Linked DNA regions of Homo sapiens: region 2 is linked to region 1. The links are chromatin contacts, found by Hi-C or POLR2A ChIA-PET in ENCODE. All regions are on one chromosome and are shown on one strand. Each heading gives the region's core, a stretch centred on a gene start or an enhancer-like site at or near the end of the contact. The rest is flanking DNA. Distances are from core to core; before and after follow the strand shown.

Region 1 (7,229 bases), core at 4,725-7,224:
AGAAATCATTCTAAGGTCTTATTCCTGCCTCACAACCACTTTTTACCTCCCAAGATGATAATAAGTATTTAGGAGTTCTGGTTTCAGTGAATGGGAAACTTCTTAATTCATACCACCACCCTCCATCTCTGGGGAGAAGGGAGGCTACACTTCATCCCACAGACTCATCTGATGTCCTAGAAGATTCCCTTTCCTGCAAGGGTTTAGTGGAAATCACATTGGTATGGACATAGGAAGGACACATACATTGCCCATGTTATTGGCATCATATTACAGAAATACGGGCTGCATGTTTGGCGTAAAGATGCGTAATCTGCTAGAAATTCTAGGAAACAATGGAAAATCCTAATGTTTAAGCAAGAGACTTATTCTGCATTGTGTACTAAAGTCTCAACAGACTCAGATGAATCTGAAGGACTTAAAAAATATGTTTTACATTTGGATGCGGTGGCTCATGCCTGTAATCCCAGTACTTTGGGAGGCCAAGGCAGGCGGATCATAAGGTCAGGAATTCAAGACCAGCCTGGCCAACATGGTGAAACCCTATCTCTACTAAAGATACAAAAAATTAGCCGGGCATGGTGGTGCACACCTGTAATCCCAGCTACTTGGAAGGCTGAGGCAGAAAAATCACTTGAACCCGGGAGGCGGAGGTTGCAGTGAGCTGAGATCGTGCCATTGCACTCCAGCCTGGCAACAGGGCGAGTCTTTGTCTCTCTCTCTCTCTCTCTCTGTGTGTGTGTGTGTGTGTATATATATATACATATATATATATATATTTTACAACACCACCATATTCCCAAATCTTCATACAACAGAAATATCCAGAAATCTAGCATTGCCTGAGAAGCTGAGGGTTCAGTACAATCATAAAAGAGAACATGATGTTATTTCACTAGCATCCTTTCTGTGTTTTAAAAGCACCGTAAAACAATGATCTGAACAAGCCAGGTCTGTTAAATATGGTTCATGAAATAGTGAGGAGCATCTTCTTGATCTGAAATCTTGGAGTTATCAGCTATCCCACTCGTTCCTAAAGTTTTAGTAACAATTGACTACAGGCACATCACCATGTTTGGTTCTGTGGAGATAAAAAAGAACAGATTTTTGCCCTTGTGAGGTGGGGTGGGAGACAAGAAAAGGAGGAAGAGAAAAAGCAGCTGGAATTTCCACGAAAGACACCTACAGAAAAGTGGAAAAGGATCAGAAGAAGTTTGGCAAAGAAGGTGGGTAGGCCTGGAACATGCAGAGATGGGGAATAGGTAACCCAGAATTCCTGTGGAAAAGAGAACACAGGTATGACTTGGTCTAAGAGTGGTTTTATTTTTTTCTAGGCAGACATACAGGACCATCCTAGAGATCTGAAACAAATGCAAGTAAAAAGCTTTCTGTCTGATGGATATGGGACACCAAAAGTTTCCAATGATTGAAGATGACAGAGCTTCCACAATGAGAGAATAGATACTCATGCTCTCCTAGGCTCCCCTAGATTTCAGAGTCACTGACTATAAACACATGTGAAATAAAGGGGAAACAATATTGCTTAGACGATCCAAACCAAAAAACCTACCTGCTTATGCATCAAGGGTTTTGATACCAATATGAACTACAGCTCTTCCTCTCCCTAGCTATAATCATCTTAGGCAAGTTAATTATTAGGTTGGTGCAAAAGTAACTGTGGTTTTTCCCATTGAAAGTAATGGCAAAAACTGCAATTCATAAGTTGAATTCATATGTCCCCCAAATTCTTATGTTGAAACTTAATTCCCAGGGCAGTGGTGTTAAGAGGTGAACCATCTGGGAGATGATTAGGTGATGAGGGCTGTGCCCTCTTCAATGGAATTAGTGCTCTTAATAAAAGATGCTCGAGGGAGCCTGTTTTCCCTTTCTACCATGTGAGAGCACACACAAAGGTGCCAACTACGAGGAATAGGCCCTCCACAGATACCAAATCTGCTAGTACCTTGATCTTGGACTTGCCAGCCTCCAGAAGGGTGAGCAATAAATTCCTATTGTTTATAAATTACCCAGTCTAAGGTATTTTGTTATAATAGATGGAAAGACAATGACTGTGTAAAAGAGACCCCAGAGAGCTTTCTGAATCTCTTTTCATGCTGAGCGAGGTGGCTCATGCCTATAATCCCAGCACTTTGGGAGGCCTAGGTGGGAAGATCACTTGAGCCCAGAAGTTTGAGATCAGCCTGGGTAATATAGTGAAATCCTCGTCTCTATAAAAAATTTTCAAAAATTAGCTGGGCATGGTAGTGTGCACCTGTAGTTCCAGCTACTTGAGGGGCTGAGGTGGGAGGATCACTTGAGCTACAGTGAGGGAGGCCGAGCCTGCGATGAGCCATGATCACACCACTGCACTCCAGTCTGGGTGATAGAGTCAGACCCTGTCTCAAAAAAATTACAATAGAATAAAATTCAAATAAAAATAAATAAATATCTTTCTAACTGTGGATACAATGAGAAGTTGGTCTGCAACCTGGAAAAGGCCCCTTATCAGACCCAACCATACTGGCACCCTGATCTTGAACTTCCAGCCTCCAGAACCATAAGAAAGAAATTTCTGTTGTTTCTAAGCCACTCAGTCTTTGGTATTTTGTTATGGCAACCCAACTAAGACAGTTACATAAAAATATACAACCCATTCTCAACTCGCTGGCCATATAAAAGAGAGAGTAGGTTAGATTTGGCCCAAGGGGCATAATTTGTCTACACTTGTTCTAGGGGAAGCTCCAAAAAAGATATTTTCATCCCTTTCTCAAAGTCTTTCTGGAAAGACATTTGATCAGCCCATGCCAACTTTTTCCTGCAGGGAGAGCTCCAGTATCCTCTGGGGACCCCAAGGCTTTCTCAACCCACTGCTAAGAAGTAAGAACAAGGCCACTTACCACATGATCATGATCACTAACTTCATTACAATCTCATTCAAAATGTTGAAGAAATCCACCATCAGCTTGGCCTGATCTCCCATCTTCCCCATAGCGATGCCAAAAGCAATGAAAAACCCTATCAGACCTGTTGGATGAATCACATTACATAGAAGGACAAATTACAAAAAATGTACTTTTTCTCCCTCATTCTTTACCATTCCCAATGTATGGAGCCATGTTCTCACTGCTGGTTACCCTATGAATTAGACATTAAAAGAACAAAGCATTATATTTGATACTGAATGTAACTTTCCCCTGGATAATTTTGGATTTCTTGAACACTTTCCACATGAGCAAGTTAAACTGTAAGCAGCATTAGGTCCTTGAAGAAAATGTATTCATTTTCATTCCAAACTAAAAGGTGCTCTCTTTTCCCTCCCCTCACTTATGAAATCATGTGTAAGCAGATTCCTTTATTACACAGATTAACGAGGAAAAGCCTGTTGGGACTTGGGGATTATCATACAAACTTTGGAGCCAATATTGGAATAGCAGAGGCCAATTAGCCAATAAATTCTTTGCTAGAGTTACATCTAGCTTGTTTTGGTATTATCCCAAATCAATGCATGGCTGGTATGTTTCACTCTTACAAAATCCTATATGTAAAATTATTTTTTATTACTACACACATAAAATGACAGGGAGAAAAAAATACTGAAAAATCAAAGGGAAAACAATAAGGAATCCGAAATTCCATTTTATCCAGTTTTTTTAAATGTAATCTGTTATTTATGAATTTGTCATAATTATTTTCATGATTGAAATGGTTAGAATGCTTTTTTAATTTTATTTATTTTTTCAGGATCATAAAGACAGAATATAGATTCACTGTCAGATTTTGCTAGTTCCTAGTCCCTCCACTCTTTTCTTCCTTTACTTGACATTCTTGACTTGTATCTAAGTCCAGCCTCACATCAGCCTTTGGGGTCAATCCTAACCCCAGGAAAGATTTAAGGAGCTTCATCTCTGCCCTCTTCATGTCAGCATCACATTGCACTAGGTCTTGGACCAACTCCAATACCCAACCATGAGTCTTACTTCTGTGTTGGCTTTACCTCATCCCCTGTGCCTGAGATCCTGGGAATCTGCCCTACACTTTAGTTCCTCCAAGGCTAGGCCTGGCTTTGCTCTTCCTACCACTCCTGTTGGTCCCTTCCATTCTCTCCCTCGGTACCTCACGCTCAGGCCTGCAGTCTCACTCCAACGCATCCAGGGACTGGGGCACATTGTGCGGCTTACAGGTGTTTCCAGTACTGCCTGGGGGCTATCTGGATTTCTAATTTCCAATCCCCATGTGCTCCCTGACCTCTGACCCCTGATCTAGTATTGCCATTCTTGAGGTCTCAGTTCTTACTACTTACATGTTCTATAAATCAGTGTTGCTATGTCCTTGGCTACAGGACTTTGCTTCCCCACCTGACTTGTTCTCTGACTCTGAAGTATGAGCCATCTTCTCTTTCCTCCTCTTCTCCACACCTAACCTGCTCAATTTGGCAGTCCTAATTTCCAGTCCCTCCCTATTATATCCAGTTTCCTATGGTGTCCAGTTATGCCTAAAGTCTTAACCCATACTCAGTAAATTTTAGCATTATAATTTGATTCTCTTATAACAAAATTCCTTCTCTCTGAACCTTTGACTTTACTCTTTCCCTAGTCATCTAACCCACTAACCTCTTTACACCAAGCACATATCAACCCAGATTGTCTAACTACCCTTTGCTGGATCCTTTCTATCTTCAGCAAAAAGAATCCATCACTTGCACTTGGGGTTACTAATACTTCACATTTAGTATCTCCTCTTTTTGCTCTCAGCTAGAAAGCTTGACAAATGACTTCACAAGTAAGTTATTGGTCTGGAAAGACAAAGGCTTAGGGAAGATTAGATCCAGGACAGAGGGAACTAGTTCCGCAGTAATGTACAAAATCAATTTCAGGCCATTCCCAAGTCCTTCTCTCAAGCCCATGGAGAGGAGTCTGCTACGTGGGAGGTCAAAGAGAATCAATCTGAATATTCTGGCTGAGAATAGCTCATATTACTTGGTTAATTTCATTTGAAATTAAGAGAAAATGCCCGAGGTATCAAGGTCCCAAAGAACTGGAATAAAAAAAGCTCCATTCAGTGTCAGCAGAAACTGGCCATATCTATGAGAGATAGGTTTTTAAAGGAACAGTTGGAGTTGATTTAAGCAGTTGGGAGAGGGTGGAGACCAGAATTGTTTCTGGAGGTTTTTTAGGAGAGAAATGGTTCCTTAAAGAAGTGGGAGGCAAGAGCTGGGGTTGTATCTTCACTTATTGCAAGTGCTTAATCCTCGGGACTTTCCAAAGCCAAAAAACAGAAAGACAGCAAAACAAACAAATAAAAAAGCCACTATCTCCACCCTCAGAAGACCGTGGAAAGAACCTTATTTCAGCCATGATTTGTAAATGGGAAGTTTCTCAACAGTCTAACTTCCCTTGGCTTTCCAGAGCCTTGATCTGCACTTGGATGGAAACCGTATTCAGCTTGTAATTTTTCTTTGTAAACATTGCCTAATTGAAATTGCTCACTGGAACGGGGGTGTTGCATCTGAACAAAACCCTCTTGGACTTGGCCGCTGGGGTTACAGAGTAGTGAGTTGTGTTGAAACTCCCCAGTAGAGCCAAAGGTCCTGTGACTTCCCAGAATCCACCAAGACTCTGGAAACAACCAGGAAAGTCTTTGAATGATTCACTCCAAAGCCCTGGCCCCATTGTTCATGGCCTCAAGCTCCTCCTGAGTATGGAGAAGACTGAGGAACACTTTGACAAAAGGGGGTTGGGTGTTTTAAGTTATGACCCACCAGAAAAGACCATGGGGGAGTTAGGAAGGACCTGAAAGGAACATAGATAGCTGGACAGTGAGGGAGAAGAGCTGCTCGGTGGTGGGTGCTGGGGATATTTGCAAAATCTCCCCAGAGGAACTCTCCTTCCTACTCCTCGCTCCTTCCACCTCTCACCTCCCACTGGTTGTTAAACAATGTTTATTGATCTTCCATTGCCCAGCAACCTAGTCAGCTCATCTCTTCCCTCACTCTCACTCATCCAACCTGCTTCCTGCCAAGCCAAACAAAAAAGATCTGCTTCTGCTTCTCAGTGACTGTGCAATTCTGCTCCCTCTCTCTCCTCTTTCTCTCTACCATTCTAGATGGCTAAGGAGTAGGCTTACCAAATTTGGAACAAACAAACAAACATGACACTCAATTACTTTTTGAATTTCAGGTAAAAAATGAATACTTTTTTTTTAGTATTATTATGTCCCATGCAATATTTGTGACTTACACTAAAAAACTATTTGCTTTTTATCTAAAATTCAAATTTATCCAGGCATTCTGTATTTTATCTGACAACCCAACTAAGGAGACAAGGCCATGTGATCTTTCAGATGACAACGTGAAAGGACTACTGAGCTCATTCATCTCTAAGTAGCTGTCATCCAAACCTTTAGAAATTGTGCTTGGATAAATAAACATACTTCATCCATCCAGATTCACCATTTCTCCCAGGTTTTGGCCAAATGCCCCTATTTCCTGTCTCGGGGACACCATTCTAGTGATGGATGGAGGTTACGGAAGGGAGTGGACCCACTGAGTGGGAGGGGAGCAAACTGGGCAGACTAGAGCCGCTCACATGGTAATAAACCTCTGTCCCTCATGGAGGTATTTTCTTACTGAACTCCTCAGCTCTCCACCCACTTTGAATAATGATCACAGCTCATACGGAGAGAGCACATGGCATGTGCTACTGTGCCCTATATGCACAATCACATTTCATCCTCACAGTAATCTACAAAATAGATGCCAATCCTATTTCCATTTTACAAATGAGGCTCAGAGAAATGGAGTAACTTGCCCAGGGTCAGATAACCAGTAAGTGGCCCATACTGGATCCAAACCCAGGTCTGCCCAACTGCAGAGCCCAAAAACCTCTAGGATGGCATGCTAAGAAGGTACTGGGCTAGGAGAAAGGGCTCACTGGGATCCCAGAAAGTAAAACAAGATAACAAGATAATCTGTAAAGCTCCCTTGGTACCTACTCCAACACTTTACAATCCTGGTAGCATTGCATTTGTTTGCAGACTAAGGGCTGTGGTGGTCCAGCCCCCGCACCTAGCACAGCACCAGTACATGGGGGCAGCTTTTAAAAAATGCTTAAGAAACGAAAGCAATGGATGTGTCACTTAATAACACAGAGAGTCAGAGAAAGTGACTTTCTAACACCACACAGAGAGTCAGGGAATGTGCCCAATGACGGTGAGCTCCCTCCTTTTTTCCC
Region 2 (7,229 bases), core at 1,242-3,741, 48 kb after region 1:
CAATCCCAGCTCCACCACTTAACAGCTAAGAAACTTTGGGTGAGTTTCTTCATGTCTCTGAGCCTCAGTTTTTCTCCTCCATGAAATGAAAGCACTGTATGAGATCACCCATACAAAGGGCGCAGTACTGTGGCACATGGTATATATTCAATACCTATCTGCTAAGATGTGCCAGGAAATGCCAGAGGCCCACTACTGGTTTTTAGAAAGTACAGACTAAAACTTAAACAACAAGAAGACATCTCCCAGACCCTAGAGGCTGAGTGAGCTTCTGCCTTTAATTTTCTTTTTCCAATTACCTTTTTACAGATGAAGAAACCTAAGCACTTTCTCATTCTGTCTTGTTTTATCTTGTAGGATATGGGGGATAGAAGATGGTGTCAAAATTTATTGAGCATTTATATTAAGTCCAGCATGGAGCTAGGCATTGTCACAGAGTTTGCCTCTTTTAATCCTTGCAACAACCCCAAAAGGTACAAATGTTTACCCCAGATTAGGGTGAGAAGGTAAAGAAGGGCTAAGGTTGTGAATCTTGCCCAAGGTCATATAACTAATAACATGCACAGCTGGGATTCAAACCCAGGTCTCTCCAGTCAACATATGCTGCTTCCTAGGTCCTGACTTGAGCCAGACCTTAACCCCAGGTATCTGGGGATCCTTCCGTAAAGACACAGCAAGATAAGATTTTATCTCAGCTTTTAAATTTGGGACTCTAAAAAGCTTGGCTGATGCAACAAACCCTTTGATGATTTATTTAAATACTTATAGCTGCAGCTGCCCATCAAGCCTGATTAGGAAGATGCCTGGGCTGAGATTGGAGCTGCTTGTTGGTCTGAACCCAAATCTCCTACCAGGCACTGAAGTGTCCTCAATTCATGGTCTGGAAAATGAAATGGAAGGAGCCTTAAGATTTCATTCTTCTGACTCCCCTAAACTTTAAATACACCTTCTCTCTGAGAGAACATATTAATACTAAAAGCCACCAATATTTTTACTTCCTTTTAAAGATTATCTTAAAGAGTGAACCCATCTACCCACTATCCTCATCCAATAGAATCAGCTGACCCAGTCCTTGTTGGAGAGATTAATAAAAATAATATACTAATGATGGCTAACATTCATTGAGTACTTACTCTGAGTCAGGTACTATCCTCCAATAACCCAGTGAAATACATAATACCATTAGTCCCACTTTATAAGTGAGAAAATTGAGGTTTAGAGGATTAGGTAGGCTAACCATGATCAGGCAACTGATTAGTGCCAGAGACAGAATCCAAGCCAGGAATGCTTTACTTACGAGCCCATGCTCTTCTCTCTGCATAATGCTCTCCCCAGTGAACTTCCCACTCCTTCTCTGCCTCCCAAAATGACCAGAACATCTCTGCTTTCCCAGACAGCATGTCAGTTTCTCCTGGGACCATGGATCCTGTCTGAAGAACACTCCAGACCAGAGCACTTTCCTACTGACATGGACGTGTGTTCTCCCAGATACTTCACCCCACTCAGCTCAGGCCCTAAGGAGGTTTATAAGCTAAAAACAGTCTGGTTTTCAAGTAATATTGAATGACCCCATCAGATACAGTATGATTGGGAGTATATTGTGTGTACATTTAAAAGGTAAGACAGAAAACTGCAGATATACTCTGATTATTATTTTATTTTTTATTTTTATTTATTTATTTATTTTTTGAGACAGAGTCTTGCTCTGTTGCCCAGGCCAGAGTGCAGTGGCACAATCTCGGCTCACTACAACCCTCTCCTCCCAGGCTCAAGCGATTCTCCTGCCTCAATCTCCTGAGTAGCTGGGACTACAGGTGCATGCCACTACGCCCTGTTAATTTTTGTATTTTTAGTAGAGACGGGGTTTCACCATATTGGCCAGGCTGGTCTCAAACTCCTGACATCATGATCCACCCACCTCATTCTCCCAAATTGGTGGGATTACAGGCGTGAGTCACCGCATCTGGCCCTGATCATAATTTTATAAAAATTGTACATTGCATCGAGAAAAAAGTGGACACAAAAGGTTCCTAGTGGCTATCTGTGAATGATAAGATGATGGATGGGTTTTTACTTCCTTATTGCTTCTTTCCTTTATGTTTCCAACTTTCTACAGCAAAAATGAAGCATTTTTATGATCAGAAACAAAGTTGCTAACTAAGCTGACTGACCAAAAAGGAAAAAAGTCCATATGACTCAGAGTAAAAACAAAGAACTACTTAATCTATAAGAAACTTTGTTGGCACATGTTCTGTCTTTTTGCTACTTACATACCATGCCCTGGTTATGAATCTCAAACTTCATCTAGTTCCACTTAGTTTTCCAGCCTGCTTCTGATGTTGAGTGAAGAATGTCAGTGTTGGGAGTGAATTACCTTAACACATCCACGGTCCCTTATCAGTCCAAGCCACAGCTTTCTGCAGAGGGAAGGTTTAATTACCAAAAGCTCTGTGACGCAGTTAGCACTATTTTTGGCTGGCAGGCAGGGCAGGTTAGTTCTTTATCCATCCCTGCCTTGGCTGAGCCCCAGAGGTCACAGACAGAGAGCATTTTCACCATCCCAAGGCCAAGCCCATCTTTCTAGAAGCCATTCCAATGCTGCCTCTTGAGAAAGCAGTAAGGCCCCAGTTCCCTTCTGCAAAGGAGTGGCACAATTTCTCCTCCTGATATTCTCACCCCTGTCTAGAATTGCAAGCTGTCTCAGGGCATGCTCACTGCACTGAGAGAGCTGCCCTTGTTTTGTAATACACCTTACTGGATACATTTCAGAGGGTTAGGTTGAGATGGTTGGCAGTGAGTTCATGCATGGCTAAACTGCACCATGCGAGAAATCAATGGGAACTCAAGGGATTGGGAATTAAGGAGCTGGGGAGAAAAGAGGGGAGGTTTGAGCAGGAAGCAAGAGATCCTATCAATGTGGTGGGGAAGCATGTGCCTGGGCAGCAGAGATGGCCAATGAAAACTGTCCCAGCAGTGACAACCAGAGACCTCAATATAAAAGCAATGACAATAATAGCAATAATCATTTCAAGACCGACTTTGAATTTTGATATCTTATGTCCTTGCTTCTAAGATAGGCTTTTTTTTTAAGATTTAACATTTCTGAAATTGGGATGCATATTATAGTCAATATCAACATTTATCTACTATAGTATGTCTCTTTTTACTTGAAAAACTATTATTACATTGTGAGTGCAATTTACAACTAAGGGTGACTTAGAATGGAGTGAATGTGGCTGTTTAGAAACCTTCTGATAGAGACAGATGGGGTTGGGATGACATTCTCCTTTTCTTGTCTCTTTGCTCTTAAGGTTTCCACTCCCCTAACCGTTCATACAAATGCACAGAAGCAATGCCTCAGCTTCTCTTCTTCACCTAGCAGACTCCTGCTCATCCTTCCAATCTTGAATCAAATGTTGCTTCCTCCAGGAAGCTTCCCTGACCTAACTGAAAAAGTCTAACTCCCTGTTGATCTGTGTGATTGATGGATGTGCATCATCCCCCACTAGACTGTACCCTTCTTGAGAACAGAATTGGAACTTGTTTCCTCACTGCTAAATCACCTATTAAGAGCACAATAGGGTTTCCAATAAATTTTAGCTACATTAAAATATGTGAGTCTCTAATAGAGAGCTCGAAGACAAATGATTAATTCCCACCTCAGATGATCAAAATTTCTTTCAATGATCCTTGGCAAATATCCCTAATAGCAAGGGTGGACATGAGCTAGACCTTCAGAAAAGAAGAAAGTCTTGTCACCTTTCTACCATCAACAGACCATGTTGATATTTAATTAATTGCATGTTAAATAGTATTTAGGCATTTATTATTATTGTGCTTTTGCCCCGCTGGCTCCCAGTGACTCCTTACTCCTATTTCAATTACAGGCCAAAGCCTCCCTTGAAAGGATGTTAAGTGAATAAAGAGTATGATCATAGGACTTAGTGCAATATTAATATACATTTAAACTTTAAGGAGGGAGGATTTCAACAGACAGCACTGTTAGAATGGTACCACTGGTTAAAAATCCTATAATCCTGGCAACTACTGAGAAAAGTTTCATGCCTAGAAGAGTCCCTAGAAACCCTTGGGTCTGATCGTTATACAGATAGAAGACCAAAACACAAATCTATTACCAAATGGCAAAGGTATCCTATTAGTGGCATACTGGGACAAGAGGCCTTCTGATATAAAAAGAAAGTCTTAGCTGGGTGCAGTGGCTCCTGTCTGTAATCCCAGGGCTTTTGGAGGCTGAGGAGAGAGGATTGGTTGGGACCAGGAGTTTGAGACCAGCCTGGTCAATATAACAAGACCCCGTGTCTACAAAAAAAAAATTTTTTTTTAAATTAGCCAGGCATGATGGTGCACACCTGGAGTCCCCACTACCAGGAAGTCTGAGGTGGAGGGATTCCTTGAAGCCTAGGAGTTCCAGGCTGCAGTGGGCTACGATTACACTACTGTACCCAGCCTATGTGACAACGCAAGACTATGTTTCTTAAAACTAACTAAATAAATAAATAAAATAAATAAAAAATCCTGAAATCAAAGGATCTGTGTTGGCCCACCTCTTCCAACGTTTCTCTTTTGCCCTAACACAGTGGTTCTCAGCCAGGGGCAATTTTGTAATGTCTGGACACATTTTTGGTTTTGCTGCAAATCACCCCCCAAAACAAAGAATTATTTTGACCCAAATGCCAATAGGGCCGAGGTCGAGAAACCCTATCCCAACAGATGTCAGGGAGGCAGAAGGAGCCAGCCATGGGCAATTCCTTACACTTTTTACCCCCAACCGCCCGCATCCCTGTCACCCAAGAACACATCTGAGACTTTGCACCACATACTGAAATACGTGCCTACTCTCATGTGGACACAAATAGATACCAGAAGCCTGGCCTAGCCCCAACAGAAACATGACACATCTTCCACGAACAGCAAAATCTTCCTGAATTTCCTCCGTTCTAATTATACATTTTCCCATATTTTAAGTTTTCTGAAAATGGAATGTGTCTCATAATGAATGTAGTTTCCCTTATCCCAATGCTGTTATAAAATCAATGGAAACTCCTATAAATGATTACATTTATAATCAGAGAAACATGGTAGTTTAAACCATAACATTTACATAGAAATACAAACAAACAATAGAGCATGATGTAAAAATTTGCTTGGTTTCAAAGAATTTTTCCCTTGTGGCAGGCCCCTTTGGCCAATGTGAGTTCAAACTCTTCTACCTTGTTGGTAGAGAGACTTAAAACATTATAGAGTTTACTCTCAGGATGAAAAAAGGCCAAAGGTAAGACGGTCTGTGAATGAGACCAACCATGGTGAGCTCACTTTCAGAATCTCAGCATCAGAGAGACCTGACTTCCCTCCTCCCAACCCTTCACACCCTCCTACTGCATCTTCACTCCAATAATCTTTGATGGCTTTTTTTCTGTGTTTTTCCATAATTCGCACCATTTCAGATGATTAGCACTTGTAAGTGTACTGGAGTTCACTGGGAAAAAAAGCATCCATGGGTTGTGCCTGCTGACTGCCTTGTTTTGCTGCGTGTCTGCACAAAACAGCAGGAAGTGGTCAATGCACCAGCTGTAGAGGGAGTGAGGCCAGTTATAGATCCAGTCTTAACATCTTAGTTGGTTGGGCGTGGTGTCTCACACCTGTAATCCCAGCACTTTGGGAGACTGAGGTAGGCGGATCACTTGAGGTCAGGAGTTCAAGACCAGCCTAGTCAACATGGTGAAACCCCACCTCTACTAAAAATACAAAAATTAGCTGGGCATAGTGGCATGTGCCTGTAATCCCAGCTACTCGGGAGGCTGAGGCAGGAGAATCACTTGAACCTGGGAAGCAGAGGTTGCAGTGAGTCAAGATCATGCCACTGCACTCCAACCTAGGCAACAGAGCAAGACTCCATCTCATCTCAAAAAAAAAAAAAAAAAAATCTTAGCTGATGGTCTCCTTGAACAAGTTAGGTAACTCTGAGCCTTGGTTTTCTCATATGTAAGGCACAGCAGATGGATAACAACACTGTCCATTACAGAGCTGTTTCTCTTTAGTTACAAACAAAATAATTATGTGAAATACATGGTGCATGGCCAACTGCCCATGAAAGTTGGTGTGGCCTTCTGAGCAGGTTGTAGGATGTCTAGCAGTAATGATTCTAAAGATTCTATAACTTTGTACTTAGCTACACTTTGAGAGTTCCTGAATGAATTGAATACCATCAAATACACCTAGACTGGGGGACCCCATGATGTTTTTTTCCAAATTCATCCTCACAAACTTATAATCGACCCATACAATATCCCTAATTGATTTTGAACAGTGATGTTATGGGCAGGTGTGTGTTTGTTCTATAAAATTTCTGGGAATAAGATCCTTGACCTCATTGGTGTCCCGAGATAGTAGAAAGGCTTAGTCAAAAATCTGCTAATGTTCCTGGGCACCTCTGGCCATGCGTTATGGCAGTGCACTTGGTCAGGTGGCTAAGACTCAAGGCAACTCCCAGCACTCCCCTGGAACCCTGGGCAGAAGGCCCTTGGTTGCAATGTGGGCAAAAATGCGGTGCATTCCAAGACACCTACTTTTGATCAAGAATATAACGTATCTTTTCTCTGGGGCAGCAAAATTCAAGGATCCTTCTCAGACATTTGAAATTTCTTCTGAGGGTCTAGAATATTCCTTTGCTCTTGTCGTTTACGCTTGTCTTGAAACAGACTAAGCAGGTGAATGGCATTGACAAATGTAAAATCTCTGACAATTTAGAGAGAATATTAAGAAAAATGGGGAAAATGAGAATAAAAGTAATCCTTATTCTTTCAAATATAAAGTCTTTATGTAAATTTTATTACATAAAAATGTAAAACTAATTTTCTGATAACACATTATTTAAGTATTGTTATTTCAGGCAATAATTAACTTTTTACTCATTTAATTTGCTCATTTTTATGGCAAGCATTGTATCTCTTATTATAAAAAAGTAAGATCTTTTAGGCTGGGCATGGTGGCTCACGCCTGTAATCCCAGCACGCTGGGAGGTCGAGGCGGGCAGATCATGAGGTCAGGAGATCGAGACCATCCTATCTAACATGGTAAAACCCCGTCTCTGTTAAAACTACAAAAGAAAAAAGAAAAAAAAAATTAGCTGGACATGGTGGCACATGTCTGTAAACCCAGTTACTAGGGAGGCTGAGGCAGGAGAATTGCTTGAACCCAGCAGGCAGAGG

What was found. Hi-C counts contacts between places; a loop is a spot of excess contacts on that map. ChIA-PET counts read pairs that join two places held with the same protein, here RNA polymerase II (POLR2A). Pooled maps may share reads with other maps.
Region 2: a loop to region 1 is called in a map of posterior cingulate gyrus, with 2.4 times the contacts of the local background. The contact joins two enhancer-like sites. A Hi-C loop is called at or near these places in 8 of 168 maps with a recorded cell type or tissue (B cell, CD14-positive monocyte, PC-9 and 4 more), 4 of 37 single-sample maps with no recorded cell type and 8 of 50 pooled maps. POLR2A ChIA-PET finds 5 or more read pairs at or near these places in 6 of 52 experiments (A549, CD4-positive, alpha-beta T cell, HepG2 and 3 more).

What each region holds. Positions count from the first base shown.
Region 1 is chr11:35,298,622-35,305,850 of GRCh38, forward strand. SLC1A2 (solute carrier family 1 member 2) reads right to left here. Exons shown (of 11, transcript NM_004171.4): 6 at 2,898-3,024. Among named protein-coding and RNA genes, the nearest start is that of SLC1A2-AS1, 20 kb to the left of the region's middle. RefSeq lists an enhancer at 7,092-7,181. Within about 2 kb of position 5,975, at least 12 of the 41 ENCODE cell types and tissues checked have a DNase peak (open chromatin) inside an H3K27ac peak, as active enhancers do.
Region 2 is chr11:35,349,965-35,357,193 of GRCh38, forward strand. All of the region lies in intron 1 of SLC1A2 (solute carrier family 1 member 2), which reads right to left. Among named protein-coding and RNA genes, the nearest start is that of SLC1A2-AS2, 65 kb to the right of the region's middle. Within about 2 kb of position 2,492, at least 2 of the 41 ENCODE cell types and tissues checked have a DNase peak (open chromatin) inside an H3K27ac peak, as active enhancers do.